Linked DNA regions of Homo sapiens: all the other regions are linked to region 1. The links are chromatin contacts, found by Hi-C or POLR2A ChIA-PET in ENCODE. All regions are on one chromosome and are shown on one strand. Each heading gives the region's core, a stretch centred on a gene start or an enhancer-like site at or near the end of the contact. The rest is flanking DNA. Distances are from core to core; before and after follow the strand shown.

Region 1 (2,754 bases), core at 17-2,516:
GCTAAATGGAAAAACATAAACAACCGTTGAGAGAAATGCTGAACCAGCGGAAAAAACTTCAAAGCCAAGTTTCAACATTCCCGTAGAGCTAGATACACCCACTGACTGCTGCCAGGGTCAATTTCCCGGCCTCTTCCAGAGCTCATAAGCACCCCCAAAAAGCGCTTAGGAAAAAAAACCCAGCGCCTACTCTACCCTGGTACGCTCGACTCCTCGCACACGTAAACCTTTAAGGTGGATGTCAGTGCAGCCAGCATTGAACAGACGCGAACACGGGGAGACAAAAAAAGCATCTCCCCATATTCACAAGGGTCACCACAGACAAACTCTGAAAAGACCAAATTATTCACAAATCTAAGAGAATTGACAGATCCTCTTTGAGATAAACTATTTTCCTACAGTTTCTGGAGGCAAACAAAAACTCCAAAAACAAGTCGAACGGTCCATCTCCCCACTCCTCTCCCAAGAATGTGGCTGTTTTACATATCACACCCTGGACTCCGACAAGCGAACTCCTAGACCTTCCCGGGGCCTCGGATCGCTGAGTGGCAGAGGAGCTGCCCCGCAGAGCTTTCGGTTGCTTTGGCAGAGTCCCCGTGAGACCTGCCTGCCTGCCCACAAACTCTTCTTGGAGTAAAAGTGAAAGAGAAAAAAAACCCGACTCGTCCACCGTGACGGATGGTGGGGGATTTTAGCAGAGTTGAGTAGCCCAAAGAGGATTCAATTTCCCCCCGCCCTCGGCTGCCTCCTCCCGCTTTCCTGCGAAGCCGGACATGCCTCCTTGGTCCGCGCAAGCCCCACCACCACCCACATGGTGTGTCCGTCCCGGTCAGAGCACAAGAACTTTAAAATGGTGCCTCGGGCCACAAGGCTCATCGGAAAGAGTCACAGAGGCCCACGGCCAGCAAGTGGGCGCGGGGGGTCAGGAAAGGAGGCCCCGGGTGGCGGGTGGGGCGCCCCGGGTGACGCGCGCGTTAGTGGGCGGAGGGAGGCGCACCAGGCAAAGGAAAGGAGAGAAATGGATCGCGGCCCCTTTAAGAGGCCTTCACGGCGCTCAGGAACTGGGGGCCTCTCCACCACCCCCAGCCCGGCGTATGGGGCCCTTCCTTGGGGAGAACTATCTCCAGACCCGCTCCCCGGAGGCTCCCCTCACGCCAGGTCTCGCCCGGCCCTGCCATGGGACGGCGGCTCCTCCTTACCCCGCTGTCTGCCGCCTCTTCCCAGCTCTCAGCGACCTCCTCATCTTCCATCTTACTCGCCGCTTTCCCTCCTCCCCCACCCCCTCCCCGCGCCTGCGCTTTGAAGCGCGCCTCCGTCGCGGGCGCAGGCACGCAAGGCTTTACTCAATGGACCCCGCCCGCTGCCAAGCCCGGAAGAGGCGCCAGGCAAGGTCCCAAGTGTACATTAGGGCAGCCATCTTGGAAGGGGGCAGAGAAGGCGGAAAGATGCCATCTTTCTTAAGGGCCAACGCGTTATCTGTCTTACAGAATGGGCGTTCAAGGGAAGTCCTCATCTCGAGTACCGGAAGTGTGTTCTGTGGAACCATCTTTTCTAAGGGCAGGCAATTAAAGAAAACTTTTTTTCTTTTAAAGTGAGTCGTAGTTTTCCTAAACTACAGATAATGGTATCTTCAGAATTCTGAAAACATTTTTAAACACCAACAAATGATGAAAAATATCTGCTGATGCAGAAAACATTTTATTATTTCTGATAGGGTGAAAATCATTACAGTATTTCCTGCTCATAAAGCAGTATTCTAATCATTTATTAACACTATATCCGCTACCGTAAGGTAAAGACGGTAAAGATAATATTGCACCTCAGTTGGGAGAACCAGTGGGATTCCCAGCTACTAAGTTCTCCTGGGTCTTTAATGGTAGATAAATACGTTAGTATTACCTCTAAAAATTACTGGCCAGGCGCGGTGGCTCACGCCTGTAATCCCAGCACTTTGGGAGGCCGAGACAGGCGGATTACCTGAGGTCAGGAGTTCAAGACCAGCCTGGCCAACATGGTGAAACCCCGTCTCTACTACAAATACAAAAATTAGCTGGGCATGGTGGCACACGCCTATAATCCCAGCTACTCCGGAGGCTGAGGCAGGAGAACTGCTTGAGCCAGGGAGGTGGAGGTTGCAGTGAGCCGAGATCATGCCACTGCACTCCAGCCTGGCCGACAGAGTGAGGCTCTGTCTCAAAAAAAAAAAAAATTATTTATGTCAGGGCAGGCGTAGTGGCTCACACCTGTAATCCCACTTTGGGAGGCCAAGGTGGGCAGATCACCTGAGGTCAAGAGTTCGAGACCAGCCTGACCAACACGGAGAAACCCCGTCTCTACTTAAAATGCAAAATTAGCTGGGCATGGTGGCACATGCCTGTAATCCCACCTACTCGGGAGGCTGAGGCGGGAAGATCGCTTGAGCCTGGGAGGCGGAGGTTGCAGTGAGCCAAGATTGCGCCATTGCACTCCAGCCTGGACAACAAGAGCAAAACTCTATCTCAAAAAAAAGTTATTTATGTGGCCGGGCATGGTGGCTCACGCCTATAATCCCAGCACTTTGGAAGGGTGAGGCGGGGGGATCGCTTGAGCCCTGCAGTTTGAGACCAGCCTGGGCAACGAGGCAAAAGCCCATCTCTACTAAAAAAAAAAAAAAAAGCTGTGTGATCTTAACGCAAGTTACATAAGGATTCTATGTCTCAGTTCCCCAAGTGTATACATTAGAGATAGCTACTTCAAAAGTAGATTGTAAGAATT
Region 2 (2,998 bases), core at 350-2,849, 550 kb before region 1:
AGAAAGGCCAGCGGGAGAAGCGGGGTTGTCCACCTCCTGTGGGTTCCCCTTCTACCCTGGGAGAACTGGACATACACCCCAGGTGTCAGGGTGAGGGCCCTCTGAGTCTCTCCCTGTCTGGGGCTCCAGGGCGCCAACATCCCTGGCGCTCCCAAGGAGGGGGCCCGTCTGTAGCTTGGGAGTTGAACACAGACAATGGTTAGAGCACCAAAACGCCACACGCCAGCACACCAGCTGCAACTGAGTGTGCCTTTCCCAGATCCTCAAGCCACATAACTACACCGTGTGCGCCACCCACTGAGAGGAGCAGGGACCATCCGCCTTCCTGCCCACGTGGGAAACGGATGGACGGCGCCATCCACTCAGACTTCCGCAAAACCCTGGTCTGAGCTGAGCTGCCCTCTTCCTGTATCTTGGGTTCAGCCAGCTCACACCTTCCCCGGGTGGGAATACGGGATTTGGGGTTCACATCTCTGCAGCAGGCTACAGGCAAGCACGCAGGAGATGCTCGGCCCTTCCTTCTAGTTGCACCACATGCGGAATAAGTCTGGACAAATTACATCCCTGAGCCTCTGTTTCCTCATCTGTAAAATGGGTTCTTCTGTCATAAAGCTGTGCCTGCCCCACAGTGAGTTACAGTCATGATCATCATGGTGACTGCTCAGGAAAGGGACATGAGAAGAGGTAAAATGTGGGTGGTGTTTGTGGAGGGGAGCGGATGGGGGTGGCACCTGGGCTCTCAGGCTGGGAGAGGTTGCGGGTGACAATCTCCCTGATAAGGGCAGGCAGGCTGGTGATCTGAGCGTCCTGGGCCAGGTCCCGCGCGCCCAAGCCTTTCTCCTGGCACAGGACGCTGCTCTCCAGTGTCTGTGGGAAAAGCGAGAGGGTCTTCAGGGGACATGGGACCCGGGGCTCCCTGGCCTCGTGGGGAGAGCCACAGAATCCTACTGCCCAAGATACAGGTCCCCAGGAGCCCCCTCAAGATGGAGTGAAGCCTGGGAGTTAGAATCCAAAAAATCCCCATGCAAAGAGCCTCTTGTGTGCTCACTGCCCCAGGAAGAAGGCCCAGGGCCAGAGATGAGAACCAAACCCTACGGGTAACTCCCAAACCCCACTGGAGGCAGTCCAGTGTTGGGGGCCCCAATCCGGTTCCGACCCTAGATGGATGAGGATCTGGCTATGCCAGAGGTCCCCCAAGCCCTAAAATCTGGCAGTAGAGACCCCCTTCTCCCAACCCAGGGCACTGGGATGAGGGAGCCACAGCAGGTGCACCCTGTGTGTACCTCTGCCCCCCATCTTGCCAGGAACTGCAAGCGGGGGGCCCCTGTATACCCCACCACCACCACACCTCTCCCACCCCTTGATCCCCAAGACGCACACACCTCTCACCACTCCTGTTAAGTCCACGCTGCCCCGCCCCAGACAGGGTGGGCACAGCCCCCAGGACCCACCTGGATAACCGTCTCTAGTGTCAGCTCCACCTCCTGTGCCCCCGCCAGCCCCAAGCTCATGGGGGGGAGGCTGTGGGCATGCCTCCAGCCCCCTTCTCCAGGACCCCAAGACTAGCTCAGTCAGCACGCGCCACAGCCAGGATGCTGTGCTGAGCACCAGGCAGATTAAGCTTAAATCCGGCGGCGCCCCCATGTGACCACCGCGGTGGGAGGAGCAGGATGTGGGCTGAGGAGGGAGGGGATGGGAAAGGACAGGAGAGGAGGGAAGCAGAGGCAGGGAGCCAAAGGAAGAGGAAGGATGAAGAGAGGGGAGGAGAAGGGAGAGAAAAGGAGGGAGGAGAGAGAAGAGGGAATGGGAGGAGGAAACAGGGGAGACACCTGGAGGTCAGGACCTCACACACTCTTCACCCTGCGCAGGTTGCTGGGTCCTAGAGCCCTCCAAGCCCAGGGGGTGGGGTCAGTAGCCATGCGGCGGGAAAGGCCAGAGTCCTAAGTATTTGTGACCATCTTTCTGGCCCAGAACGGGAGTCACATGGTTAGCTAAGAATGAGAGGATTTACAGCATGCTGGGAGTATGTTTTCCCACAACAGGTGTAGGGCAAAGAATGCAGGCTGTGAGATCACCCAGGCCAGGCTTGGCACTTAGTTGGGCATGAGCGGTCCAGCCTGGACTGATGAGCATTTATGCAACACCTGCGGCATTCCTAGGTCTGACCTAGACACAGTGGTAGAGCCTCGAACTACAAATGCCCTAGCCTTGCCCTTCAGGCACTTATTGGGAAGCTTCTGGCCCCTTCACACCCACCCCAGCCCCCACTAGCTGGGTGCACCAGGGACACTGACTTTGCCTCTCTGAGACTCAGTGTCCTCTTACGTAAGATGTGATAATATTGGTACTCATCTCTCGGAGCCGTCCGGGGATGAAACAGTATCGTGTGTGCATACCCAGCACATGACATGGTGCTGGGGGGTCACGTGGCCAACACTCAAGAAATACTCATTTCATTCATTTGAAAATCCAGAAGGTACAGTCCCAGCCAGGCGCAGGCACTCATGCCTGTAATCTCGGCATTTTGGGAGGACAAAGCGGGTGGATCACCTGAGGTCAGGAGTTCAAGATCAGCCTGACCAATATGGTGAAACCCCGTCTCTACCAAAAATACAAAAATTAGCCGGGTGTGGTGGTGCACACCTGTAATCCCAGCTACTTGGGAGGCTGAGGCAGGAGAATCGATTGAACTCAGGAGGCAGAGGTTGCAGTGAGCCAAGATCGCGCCATTGCACTCCAGCCTGGGCAACAAGAGTGGAACTTTGTCTCAAAAAAAAAAAAAAAAAAGGCACAGTCCCTATATCCCAGGGCCCTGAGACCCAGAGGTCACCCACCACCTCCCATTGTTCTTTCCCTGGGGCAAGGAGGCTATGTGCTCTAGTGCTTAGGCGCACAGCTCTGGAGTCAGTATCAGGTCTGAGGTTGCATGTGAGACTCAGCTCTGTCACTTGCAACTATGGTGTTCAAGACAGTAAGACCTTGAACAGGTTACCTCCCT
Region 3 (2,700 bases), core at 77-2,576, 530 kb before region 1:
TGGAGTGCAATGTCGCGATCTTGGCTCAGTGAAACCTCTGCCTCCCGGGTTCAAGCAATTCTCCTGACTCAGCCTTCTGAGTAGCTGGGATTACAGGAGCCCCCCACCATACCCGGCTAATTTTTGTATTTTTAGTAGAGACAGGGTTTCACCTTGTTTGCCAGGCTGGTCTCGAACTCCTGACCTCAGGCTCCCAAAGTGCTGGGATTACAGGTGTGAGCCACCATGCCCAGCCTAACCAAGATTATTAAACCATTCTAATTTGTCAAAAGAGTCACACTGACTTTTAAAAAATAACATAATAGACCAGATGCAGCGGCTCACGCCTGTAACCCCAGCACTTTGGGAAGCCGTAGCAGGTGAATCATGAGGTCAGGAGTTCGAGACCAGCCTGACCAACATGGTGAAACCCTGTGTCTACTAAAAATACAAAAATTAGCTGGGTGGGGTGGCGCACGTCTGTAATTCCAGCTACTCACGAGGCTGAGGCAGGAGAATTGCTTGAACCCGGGAGGCAGAGGTTGCAGTGAGCCGAGATTGTACCACTGCACTCTAGCTTAGGCAACAGAGTGAGACTATGTCTCAAAATAAATAAATAAATAAATAAATAAATAAATATAATAATGTAATGAACTTTTTCATGTCTTTATATATTAAATATTACATTATTTAAATTGTCCAAAAGCATCAAAAATTCCTCTCTGCTATCAACTTCATTTCATTTATTTTATTGTACCAAACTATCAAGACCATTAATTTAATCTACAGCTAAATCTATTATTTTTTCATGTTAGAAATTCAACAAGAAAATTTTTCCCTAATGAAACCTCACATTTCAAGCATAAGGAGCCTGGGCGAGGTGGCTCACACCTGTAATCCCAGCACTTTCGGAGTCCGAGACAGGTGCATCACTTGAGGTCAGGAGTTTGAGACTAGCCTGGGAAACATGATGAAACCCTGTCTCTACTAAAAACATAAAAATTAGCTGGATGTGGTGGCGTGTGCCTGTAATCCCAGCTACTCTGGAGGCTGAGGCAGGGAAATAGCTTCAACCTGGAAGGCAGAGCTTGCAGTGAGCTGAGATGGCACCACTGCACTCTAGCCTGGGCTACAGAGCAAGACTCTGTCTCAAAAATAAATAAATAAATAAGCATAAGTAGTAAAAATAAAATAAAAAATAAGACACAGGGTCTTGCTGTGTTATCCAGGCTAGAGTGCAGCAGGGCAATCATAGCTGACCAACTTGGAACTTCTGGGCTCAGGCAATCCTCCTGGCTCAGCTTGCCTTGTGTTTTTTTAGAGATGAGGTCTTGCCCTGTTCCCCAGGCTGGTCTCCAACCGCTGGCCTAAAGCAATCCTTCCGCCTCAGCCTGTTGAGTTGCTGGGAGTACAGGTGCAAGACATGCAGCCTAGCATTGTAGTAAAACAATTTTCAACAAATTCTATATTTTCTTTTCTTTTTTTTTTTTTGAGTTGGGAGTCTCACTCTGTCACCCAGGCTGGAGGGCAGTGGCACAATCATAGTTCACTGGAGCCTGCCTCAGTCTCCCTAGTAGCTGAGATTACAGTCATGCATTATCATGCCCTGCCAACTTTAAAAAATTAGCTAATACTTAAAAATTTGTAGAGACAGGAGTTTCACTATGTTGCCCAGGCTGGTCTCCAACTCTTTAAGTGCTGGGATTGTAGATATGAGCCACCATTCCTGGCTTAATTTTCTTATTTTAATTTTATATAAGTGATTATTATTGTTCCTAAGATAATGGAGGCAGTGACTCCTTTAACATTTTAGAGACCTAATCGGTCTAGTCCCTTCACTGAAAGAGTACGCCAACTTGTTTCATGAGAAAATATCCTATATTTATAAAGCAGGAAAATTCCTTTCACTAAACTAGGGGGCATTCTAAAGAAATGAATTGTGCTAAGTAACATCACTTAAAGTGAAAACAGAGGCAATGGTATCTATTAACAATGTTTATCAGTGAAGGAAATAAACTGAAAATATGAGTATCATTAGATCCTTGGAGGGCCTTCATTGCTGAAAATCTGAGTAATATTGTGGTACCCTTTTGAGTCCTGCAGGGCATTCTCTTTCCAGGGCATGTAACAGTGGGTGAATAATTTCTTTTCATTCATTTTCATTAAGGGCTGAACTTCCTTAATGTTCTGGAGATTACTAAATTTGATTTATATAGTTGTGAAAAGTGCTCATATTGCTGATTCCATTGCTTATATGTGATCATATAAATCTTTTCTCTTCTTTCTGTAGTGTAGTTTAAACTTAATCCTTAAAGGACATGTATTTGAATTTTTCAGCTGGTTAGAAACCTGAATATACCAATCAAAGAAAACTGCTCCTTACATGCTACAGATTTAGTTTTCTTCCTGTACTAAGATGTCTTTTAGATACAGTAAATTCGTTAAAGCCAAGAGCCCCTAGGAAATGAAGTTGGGTGGGAGGGGGGACATTGAGTAGTAAGATCACTCTTGTAATAGAGATGCCACTCTTGCAGATATTGACAACAATTGGGCCTATAAAATTTTTACCAAACATTGGAAAGACAAGATCTGAACAACTTATCATTGCTGCAGTCTCAAATTTCAGGAAATACCATTATTCTCAGGACAATAAATAGACAATAAAGAAGACTCACAGACCAGATTAGCTGTCATGTATCACCAAACAGGGACTGGATCCTT
Region 4 (2,934 bases), core at 231-2,730, 960 kb after region 1:
GCCCACACGCCTGGGGGTGCCCATCCACCCTGGTGAGGGCACACAGTGTGGATCTGATGGAATAAAGGGTAGGGGTGGGGGTAACAGGGCAAGTCACATAGGAAGGGGCCCCTTTTGACCAGGGTGGGTGTGGGACATGGGGGGTCCCTGTGGGGAGGGAAGGGGATATACGGAGTGGGGAGGAGAGATGGGGGGCCTTGCGACAGAAGCAGGGGAGCGGTGACTGCAAGCTGCTGGGTGCACGGGGGTGGGGCGGGCAGGAGCGGGAGGGAGGCCTTCCAAACCCGGAGGGGACTCGGCCCACAGGGACGACTGGAGTGAGGTTTACACCAGAGGGGCAACAGGGGCCGAGGGGTCCCTTCCTAAGGAGACCACTTGTGAGTGAAGGATTTGGGTCCTGGCTAATGAGTGGGTGGGGATGGAAAGGGCAAGTCTTTGCCCCCAGTTTGCTGGTAGACGCTAAGTAACTGGAGAGGAAGTTGGGGGGATCCCTGCCCAGAACCCACCTTGAGGGAGACCTGAGATCGCAGAGGAAACGAAAAGACCTTAAGGGAGGGAATGTGGTTGGCATGTGGTGTCGAGGGGCACTGGGGTGGGTATCTTTGGCCAGCGTGTGTTGGGGTGGGGGTGGGGAACGCGAGTAGCTGGGATCGGGGAAGGAAGGCCGCTGGGTCCTCAGCCTCGGTGTGTGCGGTGTGGGGTGGTGGAGAAGCCCCACTAACAGCGCGGAGGGCCCGGGACCCACACGTGTGGTGGTGGGGGTGGGGCTCGCGGGGCCTGGCGATTATCTGGAAGGAAGCCTGGGGTCCCCCACTCTGTGGACGCGTCTATGGTGTACCGGAGGCAGCACAAATACGAGTCTCCGCCGCGTGCCAGGGGCCGGGGGTCCCCCAGACTAACGTGCGCGGTGAGATGCCGGGTCTCGATCTGGAAGGGGCCGCCGGGTCCCCAACCCCGGTGCGTCTGGGTTCGGGGAAGCTTGGCTGACGGCAGGCTCCCGGGGCGGAGCGGGATCCGGGGATCGGGGGGTTCGGGGCCCGAGACCGGGTCGCGGGGCGGGCGGGGGGCCGGGTCGCGCGGGCACTTACTGCTTGAACATCTTCTCCATGTCCTTGATCTGCTTCCTGGAGAACTCCTTGAACTCGGTGTAGGGGTTGAAGACGCGGCGGCTGGGCGACTGGGGCTCGCCGATGCCCTGGTTGAGGTCTGCGCGCCGCAGCAGCTTGGCGCTCAGCTCGCAGTCCGCGCTGCCCAGCGCCTCGGCCGCCTCGTCGGGTGCCCCCGCCGCCGCCGCCGCTGCCCCGTTCAGCCCGGGCTGCTCCGGGGTCTCGCCGCCGCCCTCGCCCTCCATCTGCAGCCGCCGGCTCAGCTTGGTGGCCAGCTCGTCCGTGGCCATGGTGGCCCGCGCGGCACTCGCCTTGGCCGGGCCCCTGCTCTCAGCGCAGCGCCGCCGGCCGCGCTCTTCCTCTTCCTGACACTCCCCGGGCCAGGCACCGCCCCCGAAGGTGGGACTTGGGCCCTGGCGGGGACCGCGCGCCCCGCCCCCGCCCCCGGGCCCGCGCGGCGTGCGCGTGATCGCTCCCGGCCGCCGGGGGTCGAGTGTACTCTGCGCGCCCCGCCCGCCGTCGTCTGCCCCCCGCGAGGCTGGGGAGCGCGGCCGAAAGCCATGCCCCTCTTCGTGCCCACTGTAGCAGCTGAGCGGGAGGGGTCCTGCTGGGGGCCGGGGCCGGGCGGGAAAGAAGAGGGCTCCTCCCCCGCGGCTTGGGTGAGGAGCGGGGCTTGCCGGGGGGCGGGGAAGCGAGGGGGGGCGCCGCCCCACCCCCTTCTCCGGAATCCCCACGCCGTGAAGTCATAATCCTGTGTCTGTGACACCCTGTCGGTTGCTATGGAAACGACTCGCTGTTAAACACTGGCGTTCTCAATGAGGGTTGCAGGGGTTCCGAGGCGGACCTGGGGAGCAGAAACCCCTGTTTAGGGTGAACCGTGGCGGGCGCCGATGGCCTCTTGGAAGAGGACAGACTAGCAGCTGCGAGGGAGATGGGACTGGGTTTCACCCCTGAAAGGGCCCCTGGAGACAGCGGGTGAGGGACAGGGGAAGGGGCTGGTGGTCCTCTCTCCCGAGGCCCCGCACCATCACACGGATGACTTGGCACAATAGCTGCTGGGCCAGTGTTGTCGCCTGTGACTGTACTTTAGGGAAACTGACAGGGAGATCATGATGTCGCCATTTTGATGGGGTCCCCAGAGGAGAGATGTCCTCCCCAACGGCTCCTGGACAGGACTGGGGAAAGAGTTCAGATAAGTATCTCTGTGGTCTGGGCTGTCACCTTACAACTGCACAACTCTGGACCTCCAGCATCAGAACCACTGGGGCCTAGGTTAATAATACAGATTTTCAGGCTCCAATTTGGACAGACGAAACTGATCTCTGGGGTGGGACCCAGGAATCTACGTGTAAACAAGCACCCAGGGGAGTTCTGCTCACTGAAATTTGAGAATCCCTGATTTAGAAGGAGGACTATGCTCTGTGCATGTTCTCTGAAATGTTGGGTCAATCAGGACCTGTCTACTGAAACTGCTCCAACCAGCCAAGGTGCAGAGAAAAGATGCGTGCAGGGCCGAAAACCAGGGTGCTCTGGAGGCAGGGAGCCCTCGAGAATGTAAAGCCAGCAAGCTGTTACAGAGTGATTTGCACAGAACAGACACTCAGTTGATATTTGTCAATTTGCTGTGTTTAAGAACCTTGCTGAATTAATTTAAAAGGTATTTTTAAAAGAATGAAATTGAGGAAAAAACCTTCAAGGTTCAGAAAATGTGAAGTTCTCATTTACTTGTTTATGAAATTGTTTTTGAGTCCAATAAAGATGCTCAGCTAAAATGGTTTTTTTGTTTTAAATCTCAGAATTAAGTTTCTCTTAGTTTTGGGCAGTTCGG

Evidence for each region. Hi-C counts contacts between places; a loop is a spot of excess contacts on that map. ChIA-PET counts read pairs that join two places held with the same protein, here RNA polymerase II (POLR2A). Pooled maps may share reads with other maps.
Region 2: a loop to region 1 is called in a map with no recorded cell type, with 6 times the contacts of the local background. The contact joins the promoter of CROCC here to the promoter of SZRD1 in region 1. A Hi-C loop is called at or near these places in 5 of 168 maps with a recorded cell type or tissue (CD4-positive, alpha-beta T cell, CD4-positive, alpha-beta memory T cell, mammary epithelial cell and 1 more), 20 of 37 single-sample maps with no recorded cell type and 18 of 50 pooled maps. POLR2A ChIA-PET finds 5 or more read pairs at or near these places in 5 of 52 experiments (AG04450, CD4-positive, alpha-beta memory T cell, activated CD4-positive, alpha-beta T cell and 2 more).
Region 3: a map of natural killer cell shows a loop between it and region 1 (11-fold over the local background). The contact joins the enhancer-like site here to the promoter of SZRD1 in region 1. A Hi-C loop is called at or near these places in 5 of 168 maps with a recorded cell type or tissue (CD4-positive, alpha-beta memory T cell, mammary epithelial cell, naive thymus-derived CD4-positive, alpha-beta T cell and 1 more), 19 of 37 single-sample maps with no recorded cell type and 17 of 50 pooled maps. POLR2A ChIA-PET finds 5 or more read pairs at or near these places in 5 of 52 experiments (AG04450, CD4-positive, alpha-beta memory T cell, activated CD4-positive, alpha-beta T cell and 2 more).
Region 4: a loop to region 1 is called in a map of CD8-positive, alpha-beta T cell, with 11 times the contacts of the local background. The contact joins the promoter of EFHD2 here to the promoter of SZRD1 in region 1. A Hi-C loop is called at or near these places in 1 of 168 maps with a recorded cell type or tissue (CD8-positive, alpha-beta T cell), 1 of 37 single-sample maps with no recorded cell type and 7 of 50 pooled maps.

Annotation. Positions count from the first base shown.
Region 1 is chr1:16,365,754-16,368,507 of GRCh38, reverse strand. SZRD1 (SUZ RNA binding domain containing 1) reads right to left here and starts at 1,266. Exons shown (of 4, transcript NM_001114600.3): 1 at 1,200-1,266. The coding sequence starts at 1,250. RefSeq lists enhancers at 470-759, 1,510-1,569.
Region 2 is chr1:16,920,532-16,923,529 of GRCh38, reverse strand. CROCC (ciliary rootlet coiled-coil, rootletin) reads right to left here and starts at 1,599. Exons shown (of 37, transcript NM_014675.5): 1 at 1,452-1,599; 2 at 732-867. The coding sequence starts at 1,511. RefSeq lists enhancers at 1-640, 641-1,412, 1,413-2,184, 2,185-2,957.
Region 3 is chr1:16,897,866-16,900,565 of GRCh38, reverse strand. No RefSeq gene overlaps it. Among named protein-coding and RNA genes, the nearest start is that of RNU1-2, 3.2 kb to the right of the region's middle. Within about 2 kb of position 1,326, at least 4 of the 41 ENCODE cell types and tissues checked have a DNase peak (open chromatin) inside an H3K27ac peak, as active enhancers do.
Region 4 is chr1:15,408,434-15,411,367 of GRCh38, reverse strand. EFHD2 (EF-hand domain family member D2) reads right to left here and starts at 1,480. Exons shown (of 4, transcript NM_024329.6): 1 at 1,089-1,480. The coding sequence starts at 1,396. The region is part of intron 1 of EFHD2-AS1 (EFHD2 antisense RNA 1); the gene reads left to right. RefSeq lists an enhancer at 858-1,720 and a silencer at 1,233-1,832.